Regions from separate parts of the Homo sapiens genome. Here region 1 is linked to region 2. A link is a loop called in an ENCODE intact Hi-C map of the cell type or tissue named here. Cell type or tissue: Caco-2. All regions are shown on one strand. Region 1 has its middle 6.5 kb from the start of BCAS4. Region 2 overlaps PTPN1 (protein tyrosine phosphatase non-receptor type 1).

What was found. Hi-C counts contacts between places; a loop is a spot of excess contacts. Peaks named below come from ENCODE experiments on the same cell type or tissue, not always from the same donor. Only the 100,000 strongest peaks of a DNase experiment are listed, where the experiment ranks them.
Region 1: a loop joins it to region 2, with 11 times the contacts of the local background. A loop is called at or near these places in 5 of 110 quality-filtered maps.

What each region holds. Positions count from the first base shown.
Region 1 is chr20:50,786,572-50,790,571 of GRCh38, reverse strand. No RefSeq gene overlaps it. Among named protein-coding and RNA genes, the nearest start is that of BCAS4, 6.5 kb to the left of the region's middle. RefSeq lists an enhancer at 1-282. In Caco-2, CTCF peaks have their summits at 2,173 and 2,375; DNase peaks (open chromatin) are centred at 101, 2,061, 2,351, 2,661 and 2 weaker places.
Region 2 is chr20:50,577,902-50,581,901 of GRCh38, reverse strand. PTPN1 (protein tyrosine phosphatase non-receptor type 1) reads right to left here. Exons shown (of 10, transcript NM_002827.4): 6 at 3,273-3,482; 7 at 2,573-2,734; 8 at 1,976-2,199; 9 at 442-637. Among named protein-coding and RNA genes, the nearest start is that of MIR645, 5.9 kb to the left of the region's middle. In Caco-2, a CTCF peak has its summit at 1,737 (motif pointing right); a DNase peak (open chromatin) is centred at 1,751.

The sequences.
Region 1 (4,000 bases), 210 kb before region 2:
TTAAAGTCAGTTCTCCCAGCGCAGGCCTCAGGCACACAAAGTTCTAGACCAGACAGTTCCCAAACGTGGCTGCATATTGAAAACTCCTGGGAAACTTCCAGAAAATACTGATGCTCAGACCCCACCCCCAGAGGCTGTGACTTAATTTATGGTGTGGGGTGTGGCCTTGGCTTTGAGAGTTTTAAAAGGTGCTCCTAGGTGGTTCCGATCGACAGTGTTTCAGCACTGGCATAGCTTTGTCTGGGACCCCGATCTCTAAAACCATATTCGTTGTTAATGTGTCCTGAGCCCTTACTATGTGCCAGGCACTGTTCTAAGCTCTTTGCATAGATGCCCTCACTGGATCCCCACCACACCCTGTGAGGCAAGTAGGTCCTGGGACAATCACCACTGTCTAAAGAACACGTGACAGGCGGTGGCTCACACCTGTAATCCCAACACTGTGGGAGGCTGAGGGGGAAGAATCGCTTGGGACCAGGAGTTTGAGACCAGCCTGGGCACCTCTCTCTGAAAAAATAAATAAAATGTGAAGTCGCTCTCCTACTTAGTGTGTTTCCCCACTAGTGAAATAATTTCAAGCACAACCCATCTACATAGAAGCATAGTTTAAAAACAGGTATTGGCTGGGTGCGGTGGCTCATGCCTGTAATCCCAACACTTTGGGAGACTGAGGCGGGTGGATTGCTTGAGGTCAAGAATTCGAGACCAGCCTGGCCAACATGGTGAAACCCCGTCTCCAGTAAAAATACAAAAATTAGCTGGGCTTGGTGGTGCTTGCTCCTGTAATCCCAGCTACTCAGGAGGCTGAGGCAGGAGAATCTCTTGAACCTCGGAGGCAGAGGTTGCGATGAGCCGAGATTGTGCCACTGCACTCCAGTCTGGCCAAGAGAGTAAGATGCTGTCTCAAACAAACAAACAAACACCCCAACACCACCACCAACAATAAAAACCCAGATATTAAAAAACATTTTTGGGCCAGGCACAGTGGCTCACGCCTGTAATCCCAGCACTTTGGGAGGCTGAGGCGGGCGGATCACCTGAGGTCAAGAGTTCCAGACCAGCCTGGCCAAGATGGTGAAACCCCATCTCTACTAAAAATATAAAAATTAGCCGGGCATGGTGGCAGGCGCCTGTAATCCCAGCTACTGGGGAGGCTGAGGCAAGAGAATCGCTTGAACCAGGGAGGTGGAGGTTGCCGTGAACCAAGATCGCGCCATTGCACTCCAGCCTGGGGGACAAGAGCGAGACTTCATCTCAAAAATAAATAAATACATAAACGAACATTTTTGGCCACCCAAGGTGGGTAGGTCACTTGAGCTCAAGAGTTCAAGACCAGCCTGGCCAACATGGTGAAACCCCATCTCCACAAAAATTACAAAAATTAGCCAGGTATGGTGTCATGCACCTGTAGTTCCAGGTACTCAGGAGGCTGAGGCAGGAGGATCACTTGAGCCTGGGACATTGAGGCTGCAGTGAGCCGTGATCACACTACTGCATTCCATCCTGGGTGAGAGAGCGAGACCGCCATCTCAAAAAAAGAAACAAAAACCATTTTTATGTCATAATTTTGAAATGTTCACTACAGTAACAGGAAACAGCAATCGCAGCTTCCCATTCTCTCCCTGATAAGGAAAGCTTCTACATCTCTGCAGTCATTTGAGTAGTTTTTCTCTACTCCTTTCCCTTCCACAGCAGAGCCACATAAAGGGTCTTGCAGCTTTAGAGGCAAGAGGCCACAGGGCAAGATTCCAAATGCTCCCTGAGTGTCGCGTTTAGCCTTACGGCAGAGCTTCCTTGGCCTTGAGAAGCGAGAGGAGAGTCACTTAGTTGGAGGGCGAAGGAATGTTCTCCCTTCCAGCTACCGAAATTGTGTCCCTACTTGTTTTCTCTGCGTCTATCTAAACAGTAAGTGGCAGAAACTACTGGCCAGATACAGGGACATCAGAGGTTCCCCAAGGTGTGAATTTCAGTGCTGTCCGTGGATTCTCATTCACTGCTCTCAGCCACCTCTGGGTGTTACAGGTGTTACCCCTCATCCAAAACCGCTAGGGCCAGACGTGTTTCAGAATCTGAGCTCTGTGGATTGTAGAAGGCTAATACAAAGCACATACAAGTCCCATGGGAGCTGGGGCAGCATCCTCTTATCTGATCGTATTTCTCAGCAAAGTGTGTGGATATTCACCTTAAATGAGCTAAATAGAGGCCTTAAATAACCTCCCGTCTCTTCACCTCAGTGAATTTCTGCCAAACTGATGGGAAAGAAAGCTAACGGTTTTGGCGTTTCCTGGATTTCAAAATTATAAAAAAGGAATCGACTTGCTTCCCAATCCCACAGCTGGAGAAAATGAGGCCCCCACACATAACCGCTGAGTGGAGCAGTTGAGCTTTGCACCTATTATATCACATAGAGATAGATCAGAATCTGCAAGAAAATTGCTAAACACCCTAGTAAAAAACCGTATTCTTTAGACTATTTGAGACATTTGTTTTCTTGTTTCAGAAACTTGAGTTTTTGTTCATTAAGATTCTAAGAACTTCTTTCTCTCTTCTTTCAGCAAGATTCTTTTCTTTTTTTTTTTTTTTTTAAATAAGTCGGGGTTTCACCATGTTGGCCAGACTGGTCTCAAGCTCCTGACTTCAGGCGATCCACCCGCCTAGGCCTCCAAAAGTGCTGGAATTACAGGCATGAGCCACCGCAACCGGCCTTTCATTAAATTCTAAGGACTTATTTCTTTCTCTCTTTTCTTTCTCCCTTTCTCTCTCCTCCCTTCCTTCCTTCCCTCCCTCCCTCCCTCCCTTCCTTCCTTCTTTCCTTTCTCTCTGCCTTGACTTTCTTGCCTTGACAGGGTCTCACTCTGTGGCCCAGGCTGGAGGGCAGTGGCCCTGATTTCGGCTCACTGCCACCTCGACTTCCTGGGCTCAACCAATCCTCCCATCTGAGCGTCCCAGGTAGCTGGGACTACAGGTACGCACCACCATGCCCAGGTAATTTTTGTAGAAACGGGGTTTCACCATGTTGCCCAGGCTGGTCTCGAACTCCTAAGCTCAAGCCATCCTCCCACCACAGCCTCCCAAAGTGCTGGGATTACAGGCATCAGCCATCACACCTGGCCTTTCATTAAAATTCTAAAGACTTCTTTCTTTCTCTCTTTTCTTCCTCTCTCTCTCTTTCCTTCTCTCTCTCTTTCCTTCTCTCTCTCTTTCCTTCTTTCTCTTTCTCCTCTTTCTCCTCTTCTCTCTCTCTCTCCCCACCCACACCTTTCCTCTCTCCCTTTCCTTTCCTTTCATTTTTTTTTTTTTTTTTTTTTGTGGGATGGAGTCACTCTTTCACCCAGGTTGGAGTGCAATGGCACAATCTCAGCTCACTGCAACCTCTGCCTCCCACATTCAAGTGATTCTCCTGCCCCAGCCTCCCAAATAGCTGGGACTACAGGTGCACGCCACCACGCCCGGCTAATTTTTTTTGTATTTTAGTAGAGACAGGGTTTCACCGTGTTGCCCAGGCTAGTCTAGAACTCCTGAGCTCAGGCAATCCACCCACCTCGGCCTCCCAAAGTGCTGGGATTATAGGCATGAGCCACTGTGCCCGACCTTTTCTTTTCTTGCCTTGACATGGTCTCACTCTCTGTGGCCCAGACTGGAGTTCAGTGGCACTGATTTCGGCTCACTGCAGCCTAGACATCCCAGCCTCAACCAATCCTTCCACCTCAGCCTCCCAGGCAGGTGGGACTACAGGCGCACACCACCACGCCCAGGTAATTTTTGTTAGAAACACGGTTTCACCATGTTGCCCGGGCCGGTCTCAAACTCCTGAGCTCAAGCCATTCTCCCACTGCAGCCTCCCAAAGTGTTGGGATTACAGGCATGACCCACCGTGCCCAGCCTCAAAGGACTTTTCCATCTCTGGAGTCCATGGCATGGCATTCTGTGTTCTTTGTAAATGAGATGCTGCTCTATGTGAAATCTGCCGCCATATCAATAACATAAAAAGCTGAGCTGG
Region 2 (4,000 bases):
CATCACCTAAGGGTATGAGAAAGTTTCATAAGTGCCTACTTTGTTTTTTTTTGTTCCAGAAATAACAAAAAGCTGCTTTTTATAAAGGTTAAAAACAACAATGTGTTGTAACTCTATTTTTTTCCAAAAACAAAGGAATAAAAAAAAAAAGAGAGAGAGAAACAGACGTATTTGGCATTTTCTCTACTTACTCCTGAATAGGTTAAGGCCCTGAGATTAGACTCTTATATTCTTGGGACCAGAGGGCTCCTTAAAACCCCAGTGCATCGATCCTTAATTCTCTTGTTAGCCCTTCCACAGTTCCAGACTTTAAAAACCTTTGATCTGTTTCTTCTGAGACTGGCTCAGATGCACCACAGAACTGAATCCTACCATCGGGCTAGCGGCCAGTGCTCTCTGCACACGAGCATCTCGCCAGCGCGTCTGTCAGTGGAAACATACCCTGTAGCAGAGGTAAGCGCCGGCCGTGAGGACCGTAGCCACGCACATGTTGACCAGGAAGGGCTTCCAGTAACTCAGTGCATGGTCCTCGTCCTTCTCGGGCAGTGACGGCTCCCCTTTGGCTGGGGAGGCAGCCTGGGCACCTCGAAGACTTCCCCCCACGACCCGACTTCTAACTTCAGTGTCTTGACTCATGCTGAGGAATCAGAGGGCAGAGATGGGTTACTCACTTTGGAGAAAATGAATGGCAAGGATGCTGCTATTGTGGCAGGAATTCTAGGAAAAAACAAGCCACGTGTAGACAGAGTTGGATGATGTTAACCTTCCAGCGAGCCAGCCCCCTCTGCTTGGAGGGAGGGCCAGGCCAGGGCCCACATCAGCCTGAAGTCCACTTGTCACCCCCTCCCCCAGGTACTTCAGATAGCACCCACACCCAGGGTAGGGTTCACAAGGTGCCTGGGCGACTGGTCACTGTGAGGATTTATCTGGCTGGAGGACTCACTGGTGTACACACTACTGTATGATTTGCCTTCTCATGTACTGCAATTGCAATGTCTGGCCACATCAGTACACCCAGATCTCATTCTTTAAGAGCTACAGAATATCCCAACACCGGGAGAGAACATAATTGATCAGGTCCCTGGTTATATCATTGGCCTGTCTCTAATTTTTCACTACTACAAACAATGCCACAACAAACACAACTACCTATACACATCTTTACACGCTTGTTTTGAGAGTTGCTGCAAAGTAAATTTCTCCATGTATACAACTGCTGGGTCAAGTATGCACACGTCTTAAAACTTCCCTCCAGAAAGCAGGTACCAAGGGCACAGCCGGCAGTCATCTCCAGCTGGAACTAACACCTGCTCATTCTGCAAACTTTCCGTGCACGGCCACCTACTGCAAGCAGCCTTCCCTGACCACCTCAGCGGACACCTCTATCACATCACTGTCCATGGGCCCCCACCAAAATATGCTTTGGGTCTGCCTTTTTCCCAGCAAGATGGTCTAGAACACAGACCAGGGGACATGTTCTAGTTAACTCAGTACACCACACATATCAATAGGTACTCAATAATGGTTGTTAACCTGCAAGGAAGTAAAATGGGATTTAATCAAGACCACATAAAAAAGGTTACATTCCCCAAAGGACCACTGTGGGGACTGAGGGCACTCAAGCCTGGACATCACATTTCAGGACTGTCCGGAAACCTGGGGGAGGGCGCTGTCGTCAGGGGGGGCAGAAAAACCCTACTCGGTGGCTCCGAGCCCCTCATTCCAACAAGCACCACAAGGTGGCACTAGAAGCCCACAGAAGTGGCTCATGTCCTGCGGCCACCCTGTGCCCAATACCGGACCTCCAGCAGCCAGGAGTGGAGTGGCTGTGGTCCACGCGCCCTGTTCCCCAAGGATGCGGAAGCGCTGCTTGCCAACAGGAGGCTGCATCCACAGGGTTTCAGTACCAGCGTGTGTTTCTAGAACAGAAAGTCATTTCCCCTCACCCCAACAAGCTGGGACCCAATCATATTACCTTTCGATGCCGTAGGGTGCGGCATTTAAGGGGCTTCCTTTTTCTTCCTTGATGGGGCAGTCTTTATCCTCCTGGGTCTCTTCCTTCACCCACTGGTGATTTGGGAAGAACTCCCTGCATTTCCCATTGTGTGGCTCCAGGATTCGTTTGGGTGGCCGGGGAGGTGGGGGGATATGCTCGGGTGGGGGCTCCAGGTCCTCGTGGGAAAGCTCCTTCCACTGATCCTTGAAAGAGCAGCAAGAGGAAGTCCTATTAGTGTTCACTTCGGCTGGTTTGTCAGGAAATCCCTTTGCATGAGCAGAGGTGACGGCTTGGCGAGGGGCTCTCGGCCTCTCAGGGCTGCAGCCATGTACTTGGAAGATGAAATCTTTTGAAAATAAAGTCTCGTCTTCCTATCAATGCTCTCTATGTGAGCACTTCAAAGGCACAAAGTGCAACATGGTGAACATTTTGACAACTTTCTAGCTATTTTAAACATGAAGGGTAGCTATTTCCCCTGACACCAGACGGTGTTTGAACTTTTACAACTGACAGCCTCCTTCAAAGACAAAAAAGTTAAAATGGTCACACCTGGATTCAAACAAAGGCAATGCTGACCTGCACGGAAGAGTCCCCCATGATGAATTTGGCACCTTCGATCACAGCCAGGTAGGAGAAGCGCAGCTGGTCGGCTGTCTGGATCAGCCCCATCCGAAACTTCCTCATTTCTAACAGCACTTTCTTGATATCAACGGAAGAAGGGTCTTTCCTCTTGTCCATCTGAAAGCCAGAGAGGAGATATAAGTCAGCCAGGTCCAATTCTCAAGGGCAACGTTAATAACACCGTTAGATGTCTGTCCCCTCCCAATCTCATGCTGAAATGTGATCCCTAGTGTTGGAGGTGGGGCTGGGTGGGAGGTGTCTGGGTCAGGGGGACAGGTCCCTCATGAAAGGCTTGGTGCCCTCCCTGAGGCAATGCATTCACAAGAGAGCTGGTTAAGAGTCTGGGACCTCCCCCATCTCTTGCTCCTGCTCCCCTTCACCTTCCACCATGACTGGAAGCTCCCTGAGGCCTCCCCAGGAGCCGAGCAGATGCTGGTGCCATGCTTGTACAGCCTGCAGAACCGGGAGCCAGTTAAACCTCTTTTCTTTACAAATTACCGAGTCTCAGGTACGCCTTTATTAGTAACGCAAAAACAGACTAACACAGTGAGTCTCTGTATTTTGGAAGAGGAGCGCTTCAGTTTCTACTTAGGAAAAAACATCACAGCAGAGCAGGTAGAGGAGCTCCCCAGGGCACCCGCGAGGGCCTCCTTACCAGCAAGAGGCAGGTATCAGCCAGACAGAAGGTTCCAGACCTGCCGATGCCTGCACTGCAGTGCACCACAACGGGCCCGTGCTCCGGGCTGAGTGACCCTGACTCTCGGACTTTGAAAAGAAAGTTCAAGAATGAGGCTGGTGATTCAGGGACTCCAAAGTCAGGCCATGTGGTATAGTGGAAATGTAAGATCTCTCGAGTTTCTTGGGTCTGAAAGAGAAAAATACTCATGATGATTCTAAAAGAATCATCTGTACAGAAATCACTAATTCCAAGTACACACAGAGTCACCTTCCACTCTCTACCTCTAAGAGGAACATTCATTCTCAGACTTTCTCCCAGGGTCCACACACCCAGTCAACAAATACCACACCCTGGGGCCAGGCCCTGGGCTTGACACTGAACCTGCAGGGTGCGCCTGCTTAGACTTCATTTCCCTTCGGATTGAAGAGTCCCCTCACCTCTTTTCTCCCTATCACTTCCACTGTCTACATGGTTACAACTGGTTTCTCTCTGTCTCACGAGTCACAATGATGCTGGGCAGCCACCCATAAAATCTTGTCATAAAGCCCTGCAAGGCCTCCCGTGAAAAAGTGAACAAGGAACAGCAGGTGAGGCACTGGCTCTGGGCAACTTTCAGACGGGGGCTTCAAGATGATCTGGAGGTTTCAGAGGATTGTCACTTTAGAGAAAAAAGTAGCAGACTTGGTCTCCAAAGACTGGTGACT